Regions from separate parts of the Homo sapiens genome. Here regions 2 and 3 are each linked to region 1. Evidence: chromatin contacts called from ENCODE Hi-C or POLR2A ChIA-PET data. All regions are on one chromosome and are shown on one strand. The core of a region is the stretch at or near the end of the contact, and the rest is flanking DNA. Distances in the headings are between cores, read along the strand shown.

What was found. Hi-C counts contacts between places; a loop is a spot of excess contacts on that map. ChIA-PET counts read pairs that join two places held with the same protein, here RNA polymerase II (POLR2A). Pooled maps may share reads with other maps.
Region 2: a pooled map shows a loop between it and region 1 (4-fold over the local background). The contact joins two enhancer-like sites. A Hi-C loop is called at or near these places in 1 of 168 maps with a recorded cell type or tissue (CD8-positive, alpha-beta T cell) and 2 of 50 pooled maps. POLR2A ChIA-PET finds 5 or more read pairs at or near these places in 1 of 52 experiments (activated CD8-positive, alpha-beta memory T cell).
Region 3: a map with no recorded cell type shows a loop between it and region 1 (13-fold over the local background). The contact joins two enhancer-like sites. A Hi-C loop is called at or near these places in 1 of 168 maps with a recorded cell type or tissue (dorsolateral prefrontal cortex), 16 of 37 single-sample maps with no recorded cell type and 19 of 50 pooled maps. POLR2A ChIA-PET finds 5 or more read pairs at or near these places in 1 of 52 experiments (OCI-LY7).

What each region holds. Positions count from the first base shown.
Region 1 is chr6:160,461,193-160,464,208 of GRCh38, reverse strand. No RefSeq gene overlaps it. Among named protein-coding and RNA genes, the nearest start is that of SLC22A3, 110 kb to the right of the region's middle. RefSeq lists an enhancer at 1,222-1,271. Within about 2 kb of position 1,553, at least 3 of the 41 ENCODE cell types and tissues checked have a DNase peak (open chromatin) inside an H3K27ac peak, as active enhancers do.
Region 2 is chr6:159,677,117-159,680,132 of GRCh38, reverse strand. SOD2 (superoxide dismutase 2) reads left to right here. Exons shown (of 5, transcript NM_000636.4): 5 at 1-3,016. Among named protein-coding and RNA genes, the nearest start is that of SOD2, 15 kb to the left of the region's middle. Within about 2 kb of position 1,397, at least 2 of the 41 ENCODE cell types and tissues checked have a DNase peak (open chromatin) inside an H3K27ac peak, as active enhancers do.
Region 3 is chr6:159,928,379-159,931,394 of GRCh38, reverse strand. No RefSeq gene overlaps it. Among named protein-coding and RNA genes, the nearest start is that of MAS1, 39 kb to the right of the region's middle. Within about 2 kb of position 1,419, at least 4 of the 41 ENCODE cell types and tissues checked have a DNase peak (open chromatin) inside an H3K27ac peak, as active enhancers do.

The sequences.
Region 1 (3,016 bases), core at 304-2,803:
GTTGCCTTCTGTTTTGGTAAGGAAACTGCTTCCTTCATATGGATTTGCAAAAAAAAAAAAAAAAAAAAAAACCAGAAAATGGCTTTTGAGCTGAGTGCTTCTGGGGAGGAGATGGCTGCCCTCTCCACCAGAGCCTGCCCTTCGTCATGGGCATCTTGAACCTGCCCTACAATTGGCCCCATTTGTTAGGGAAACACCCGCCCCTCCCACCACACACACATAAATAAAATAAATGTAAAATTCCCAAAGAGCACACTTAGAGGTGATCTAATCAGCCCCAGGGTGGTCCCACTGAGCACTTCAGTGTCTAGCATGGGATGCATGAAAAAGAAATTTACAGTCATTCGGATAAAAAACCTTTCTCTTCTGCAGCTGAGAAGTATGAAAAATATACGAACAGCAGGGCACAGCTAAGCATGTGGTGCACATTGTAAACCTACAGATGGCCATCCTAGGAATTCAGTGAAGGGTAGTGCAGCTCTTTAGCCCCAAATGGCCTTTCTCCTAAGATTATTCCTCACGATTCACATTAGCATCATTGCTTAGAGACTGTTTGTTGGGTTCCCTCTTCATTGCTCCAAGACTCTTGTTGGGAGTATGAGGCTTGGATCAGGGTAAGTGGAGTTGACATTAGATCTTAAACAACTGGGATAACAAATCCATGGGTATTTCTGAAAAAACAAAAAGCCACTTGGACTTGTCCCCTATTTTACTTTCTGCTGACCAATCAACTTGTCTGTCCTAGTTACAGAAAGCTGTCCTGGACTTTTCATTTGTATAATTTGGTTGCTTGTGGTTGGGTCTGCCATGTGGAAGAACCTTGAGCTGGGGGAAGCAGCTTGGCCTCCAAGTCCACTGAAGACCACCATTCCAAGATTTCCTGGGGAGGCGGTACAGGGCAGTGATGAAGATTATGGGAGCCACACTGCCCAGCTTCGCATTTGGGACACTCCTGGGGAGAGCAAGAGGGAAGAATGAGAGGTTAGGGTGATAGTAAAGATTCTACTTGGCCAATATTATTGTATTGTGGCATTGTGGTCTCTGGATTTAGTGTGAGTTGATAGCTGACCTTTTCCTTGAGTGGGTGTTTTTGTTTGTTCTGCAGAAGCATCTTGGTGGCTCCTCTACCTGAAAGTCCCTCGATGGGGTCAGTTCCAGTTCTCCACTTCTGGCCCCGTCTGGTACATGCCACTGCCTCTCACTGCCTGGGCTCTCTATCCTTGACAGGCTGCCTTGAAGTTGAGCCCACACTGACTTTCTTGCCTCAGACCCCACTACTGTGCCTGGGACTCATGCACCTTTGACTCCTATGGTAGGAAAGTGCAGTAGCTTCCCAGGTGCATTTCTGCTGTCCTCACCCACATAAAGGTTGTATGAGAATCGAGTTCTTAAAGATTGGAGAAAGAAGGAAGAATGGGAGCAAGATTTTTCCCAATGGACTGTGAGGTCCCCCACCTAACCTTGATGTAAGACAAGTGAGGTTAACCCCAAGCCTTGTGAGAAGGGTTCCCATAAGACACTTGGAAATCCTCAGAACTGTTTCCTACAGAAGGATGTGGTTGGTGGGTTTGGTTTCCTGCAGAAGGATGTGGTTTATTCAGGTTTGACTCATGCTTGAGAAATCTAGAGACTCTGGTGGAGAATGATTTTAATAGCTAGTTCATTTCCACTAAGACATTCAGTATAAATAATAAGTAAAAATAAATAGAAACATTCAGTTTTATTTTAAATAGTAGGAGCAGGTACCATAATTTCTGTAGTTACTCTTTTAGTACAATGATGCATGTATACTGTGTGTAAGGCATATTAGCAGAAATTGAGTTCAGCACTAGGGAAGATGATTTCATTCCATGCAATGTTTCTTTAAAAAAAAAAAAGACTTATATAGATAGATTCTCAGAACAGCCCATGGCAAATGGACAGTTATTTGGAAAACTCAGGTTCCAAATTCACTGGAGTGTAGAATCTCTGGTTGGTTGGGGAGGAAATTCCTCTTGCAGTTGTTATTAATAATTATGTGAATATTATTAACTATATTAATGTTTATAATTTTGAAGACCTTGAAGGACTGGAGACAGAGAAGCATTTTTGAACACCCTCTGTAGCCTATGCACTGTTGTAGGCATTGATGGGTGGTACCAAAGATGGGACACTGTTCCTACCTCCAGAGATCTTGCAGGCTGGCTGCAGAGAGAAGGCAGAGAGGAGGTAAAAGAAAAATAAAGGCACATGTGTGTAAGTCACCCCAATGACAGTCAGTTAGTCATGGGAGGCTCCCCAGAGGAGCTGTCCTGAAGCTGGCTGAGAGAAGGCAACATTTCAACTTAGGACAGTAATCCTTGCTACATACAATCACACACACACATACACACACACACACACGTGCACACACAGACTCACATGCAAAAGAAACCTTCATGCCTTTCTGTAAACTTTATGTGGGTTAGATGGGGATGGTGATGAGGATGATGATGGGAAGGATGACATCATGTTCTAAACATTGTTCGGAATAACAATGACGAATAACTATTTGTGCCAATCAAGGTCTTCTCAGAAAAGATCTCATTCTAATGCTGAACTATACCAATTTCTTTGATCACTTCTCCAACAAAATAATTAGAAAGCGCTTATATTTCCTTGAAAGGAGAGCATCCTGTGTTGTTTACTACCACTTTTGAAACCTAGAAAAAAAATCTAAAAGTTGTTTATAATTTTACTGTTTAATTTCACCTTTGAAATATCAAAAACTCAGTGCTTGGAATTTGTCCTAAATTAATTGACAAAATTGCCAACTTGGACTCAAATGCGACTTCTTTCCCACCTTGTGCCACAGCATCCTCTTCATTTGATTGTGGGAAGCCTCAAGTGGAGCCAAAGAAATGTCCCAGAAGCATTGTAGGGGGTTGTGTGGCCCACCCACATTCCTGGCCCTGGCAAGTCAGTCTTACAACAAGGTAAGAACAGGCCCAGAAACCAACTATATTGTCCTTCCACACAAGCCCCACAAAATCCTTCT
Region 2 (3,016 bases), core at 148-2,647, 780 kb after region 1:
TAAGATTTAAAAAATGTTCAATGTTGAAATTTCTGTGGGGCTCTATTTTTGCTTTGGCTTTCTGGTGAGAGAGTGAGGAAGCATTCTTTCCTTCACTAAGTTTGTCTTTCTTGTCTTCTGGATAGATTGATTTTAAGAGACTAAGGGAATTTACAAACTAAAGATTTTAGTCATCTGGTGGAAAAGGAGACTTTAAGATTGTTTAGGGCTGGGCGGGGTGACTCACATCTGTAATCCCAGCACTTTGGGAGGCCAAGGCAGGCAGAACACTTGAAGGAGTTCAAGACCAGCGTGGCCAACGTGGTGAAACCCTGTCTCTACTAAAAATACAAAAATTGTTTAGCTCTGTTTTTCATAATAGAAATAGAAAAGGTAAAATTGCTTTTCTTCTGAAAAGAACAAGTATTGTTCATCCAAGAAGGGTTTTTGTGACTGAATCAGCAGTGCCTGCCCTAGTCATAGCTGTGCTTCAAAAACCTCAGCATGATTAGTGTTGGAGCAAAACAAGGAAGCAAAGCAAATACTGTTTTTGAAATTCTATCTGTTGCTTGAACTATTTTGTAATAATTAAACTTTGATGTTGAGAAATCACAACTTTATTGTACACTTCATTGCAACTTGAAATTCATGGTCTTAAAGTGAGATTTGAATTTCTATTGAGCGCCTTTAAAAAAGTAATACCAAACCATAAAGTTAAAATCTATGTATATTGAGTCATATCTAAAACCACGTATAAACATAAATTGTATTTCCTGTTTTAATTCCAGGGGAAGTACTGTTTGGGAAAGCTATTATTAGGTAAATGTTTTACAAATTACTGTTTCTCACTTTCAGTCATACCCTAATGATCCCAGCAAGATAATGTCCTGTCTTCTAAGATGTGCATCAAGCCTGGTACATACTGAAAACCCTATAAGGTCCTGGATAATTTTTGTTTGATTATTCATTGAAGAAACATTTATTTTCCAATTGTGTGAAGTTTTTGACTGTTAATAAAAGAATCTGTCAACCATCAAAGAGGTCTGCATTATGCTTGCATGTCAAAAACTTTAAAAATCCTATAATCTTCTGTCATTTTCACTGAGTTTCCATGGGAAAGGAATAGTAAATAATGGGTAGTTGAAATATTACTCTTAAGACCAAGACCTGTATCTCCAGTCATATCTGTAATAACATCATCTGATAACCTAAAAGCATAGTATTAGGGATATACGACAAAACCAAAGTGTTTTTGCTGTTGTCACATACCACTCAATACTTTTACACCAGGTTGTCCAGTGGACACCAGCTGGATGTCCTATAATTCAATTCTGACACTGTCTACCTGGAATTGGAGTCAGATCCCACAGGTGGAGGGCTCAGCCCACAAGACTGCCCCCACTCCAGATACCAATCGCAAGTCCCTATACTTCTGACTGGCTATAAAGTGGGGTTCCCGTGACCCTTTCCTTGGTTTTGATTTATTTGCTAGAGCAGCTCCCAGAACACAGAGAAACACTCTACTTATGTTTACCCATTTTTAATTTTATTACTTTATTAAAACTACATATTGGTTACAATACTAATTTATTGTAAAGGATATTTCATTTATTTATTTTTTTATTTAGAGATGGAGTCTCACTGTGTCACCCAGGCTGGAGTGCGGTGGCACAGTCTCAACTCACTGCAACCTCCACCTCCTGAGTTCAAGCGATTCTCATGCCTCAGCCTCCCAAGTAGCTGGGATTACAAGTGTGCACCACCATGCCCAGCTAATTTTTGTATTTTTAGTAGAGATGGGGTTTCACTCTGTTGGCCAGGCTGGTCTCAAACTCCTGACCTCAAGTCATCCACCCACCTCAGCCTCCCAAAGTGCTGAGATTACAGGTGTGAGCCATTGCCTCTGGCTTGTAAAGGATATTTCAAAGAATACAGATGAACAGCCAGATGGAAGAGATGCACAGGGCAAGGCATGTGGGAAGGGGTATGGAGCTTTCATGCTCTCTCCACGTCATCAGCTACCCAGAAGCTCATCTGGACCCCGACCCTTTGGGGTTTTACGGAGGCTTCATTATGTCAGCATTACCATTGGCAATTGGCGATTAACTCAACCTTCAGCCTCTCTCCCCTTTCTGGAGGTTGGGGGTTGAGGCTGGGAGTCCAAACCCTCCAATCTTGCCTTGGTCTTTCTGGTAAGCAGCCCCCCGTCCTGAAGCTACCTAGAGGCTCCCAGCCACCAATCATTTCATTGGCAAACCAAAGATACTTCAAGGGGTTTAGGAGCCAAGAGACCAAGCAAGGATTGAGACAATATATATATTTCTTATAAATAACATGATCACAAATAGTATTTTATATATTTCTCATAATAGCTGGTTGTGGTTACTCACACCTATCATCCCAGCTACTAAGAAGCTAAGGCAGGAGGATCACAGGCCCAGGAGTTTGCAGCTGTAGTGAGCTATGATTGTGCTACTGCACTCCAGCCTGGGTGACAGTGTGAGACCCTGTCTCTTAAAGTTCTTGTAACATCTTAGAACATTAACCAACCACAGATTATTGCCTTAACTCTGAAAAATAAAGTAATCATACTTTTACAAGATGTATTTTACATAAAGTTCTGGTGATATTTTACTCTGGTCATTGGAATATAGGAGCTTACCACCTGGTACCACTCTTCCTAAAGTGGTATACTATTTGGTATAGTACTGGCATACTATTTGGAAAGGGATGTGAAGTTGGCATGACCTGTCTAGGGTGAAGTCATGCTGTCTGCTATTCATTGTGGGCTTTACAGTAATGAGAGTGCTTCTGTTGTCAAGATGCTTCTGGGACACGTTAAAAAAAATTTAAGATTTCTCAGTTTGTGAAAAGGAAGGAGCACGAATGCTTTCAAGTTCCTATGACATGCTAGTCATCTTTCAGTGTGTCCCATTGTTGCACCCAGTAGTCTCGATGCCCAGCGTCACGGTGATTCCAAGTTTGCCTCTCTGCCCACTATAATTTGTGCTCCATGAAGTCCCAGGACATGAGGTTC
Region 3 (3,016 bases), core at 170-2,669, 530 kb after region 1:
CTTTCTGTCTCTATGCATTTGAGTACTCCAGGGACCTCATATAAGTGGAGGCATACAGCATTTGTCCTGTTATGACTGGCATATTTCACTTTGCATATTGTCCTCAAGGTTCATCCATGTCATAGCGTGTGTCAGAACTTCCTTTCTAAGGCTGAATAATATTCCATTGTATATTTCACATTTTGCTGATCCATTCACTCGTTGACACGTGTTTGGTTTGTTTGCACCTTTTGGCTACTGTGAATAATGCTGTTATGAACATTGATGTATAAGTATGTGTACAAGTCCGTGCTTTCAGCTCTTTTGGGTATATGCCTATGAGTAAAACTGGTTGTTCATATGGTAATTCTATGTTTAACTTTTTGAGAAACCACTCCATGTGTTCACAGCAACCATACCGTTTTACATTCCCACCAGCAACTGGTATCTATGAGGGTTCCGATTTCTCCACATCCATGCCAACATTTGTTATTTTTCTTCTTTAATAACAGCCACAGGTGTGAAGTGGCCCACTGTGGGCTCTGGCATAAATTTAGCCTGAACACATCAAGTTTCTGCACAGTGTCCTTATTGAGACAGTGCCTCAGTTGTCACCCTTGTAGCCTTTTTTCAGCCCAGGCTTTCTCTCCTTTTCCAAACCAGTTTGTTTTTATTGGCTTTTGGAAGTTTCACCAGTTCTCAGAGAGAAGGTTTGTATTCTTTTGATAGAATGAGCTTAATGAAATGTCATAAGATCAGAGATGCAGAAAGAAACCAAGAAAGAGCTTTTTACTTTGATGTGTAGGAGTGTGAACACTGATGGGGCAGGAGCCCTTTCCAGTCTCATCTGGAGGCACAGCAGCAGGGGTGGCCTGGGCCCCAGTAGCAACTGCAGCATTGGCTACCAGTGGGCCAGTTGGGTACCAACCTGAATGTCCAATAACTGGACAAACATACTATGACCATAGAGTGTAATTTCATGCTAGCATTAAATATGCTTCAAAAACATATTTAATGACACAGGAAAGGCATATGACTTAACTTAGGTGCAAAAACCTGAATACAAAGCAGTAATGATGTTCAATATTATAAACATGCCCTTTAAAAGACTAAGAAAAAGTACATCAAAGTGTTAGCACTTATCTATGATATAGGTCACTTTTAAGTCTCTATTTTCCTGTTCCCAGATGATTTATGATAAGCATTTCACATATTTTAATCAGAAAACAAGAAAAACATTTTTAAGCAAACACACCAGTGGCTGTAGTGGGTGCACTAAACTGGCTGCTAGCCAGGGAAAGCACGTGGAACCGCCTGGAACTCTGCCAGGGAAAATCCAGAACGGGGATGGTGGCCGAGAGGATTCAGCTATTTTTATAACTGCTGCCACCGTTACCTGAGCCCTCGCTTCCCTCTCCAGCCTGGTGTGGTGTAGACAAGCAAGGGTGACAAAGAGTTTACAGCAAACATACAACCGCAAGCTCATTGCCACCTCGTAATAGAAAGAACCCCAGAATTAGGGAAAGCACCATTAGCTACTGAGATGTTTACTGATGAAAGACTCTCCTCTTTTTCCTCCATAGCAGTTATATAAATGAGCCAGACGTGGCCTCGTGTGTTGGCCTACAATGTTGTTTAGGCCTTCACAGCAGGCTAGACCACTAGCTCAAAGCCCACTGGCACCAAACTCAAATTCTTCCACATTGATTGCTTTAAATATAGTCCAGAGAAATCTATTTTTGGCAATTTGGAGCCTACCTACTTTACATAGCCCACAAAACTGTGCCCAACATCTGCTAAGCCACAGGTAAGATGAACCTTGTTCCTATGAACTACGCTGTATTAGTCTTTATATTAACATAATGTCATATATGTACATACATGATAGAATGTATATACAGTCATGTGTCACTTAACTACAGGGCTATGTCATTAGGCGATTTTGTCATTATGCAAACATCAGAGTGAAGGGTATTTTAAAAGTTATTTAAGTGGTACACCTGTACAGGGCACTTACCACGAATGAAGCCTGCAGGACTAGAAGTTGCTCTGATGTCAGTGAGTGAGTGGTGAGTGAATGTGAAGGCCTAGGACTGTACCGCACACTATGATAGACTTTATGAGCACTGTACACTTAGGGAACACTACATTTATTTCTTCAATAATAAATTAACCTTACTTTACTGTAACTTATTCACTTAATAAACTTTTTAATTTTTTTGTAACTTTTTGGCTCTCCTGTAATAATATTCAGCTTAAAACACAAACATACTGTACAGCTATACAAAATACTTTCTTTATATCCCTATTCTATAAGCTTTTTTCTATTAAAATTTTTTTTTCACTTTTTATTAAAGACTAAGACACAGACACACACATTAGCCTAGGCCCATGTAGGTTCAGGATCATCCATATCACTGTCTTCCAACTCCACATCTTGTCCCACTGGGAGGTCCTCAGGGGCAATAACATACATGGAGCTGTCGTCTCCTATGGTCACAATGCCTTCTTCTGGATGCCTCCTGAAGGGCCTGCCTGAGGCTGTGTTATAGTTAATTTTTTAATAAATAGGTGCACACTCTAAAATAACAATAAAAAGTATAGTATGGTAAATACATAAACCAGTAACATAGTTGCTTATTATCATTATCAAGTATTGTGTACTCTACATAACTGTATATGCTATACTATTATATGATTGCAGCTCAGTAGGCTTGTACACACAAGCAGCACCACAAACACATGAATCAAGTGTTGCATTACAACATTACAGAAGCAATGATGTCACCAAGCAATAGCGATTTTTCAGCTCCATTATAATCTTAAGAAATCACCATCATATATGAGGTCCATCATTGACCAAAATGTCATTATGCAGTGGATAACTGCACATATTCTAATATATTATATACACAGGTATCTATACATATATACACACACTATATATATTCTGTATGTGTACTCACACAATATATGTTATATAACATATATTTATATATATTTATATATGTTATATATATAATATTTATATATGTTA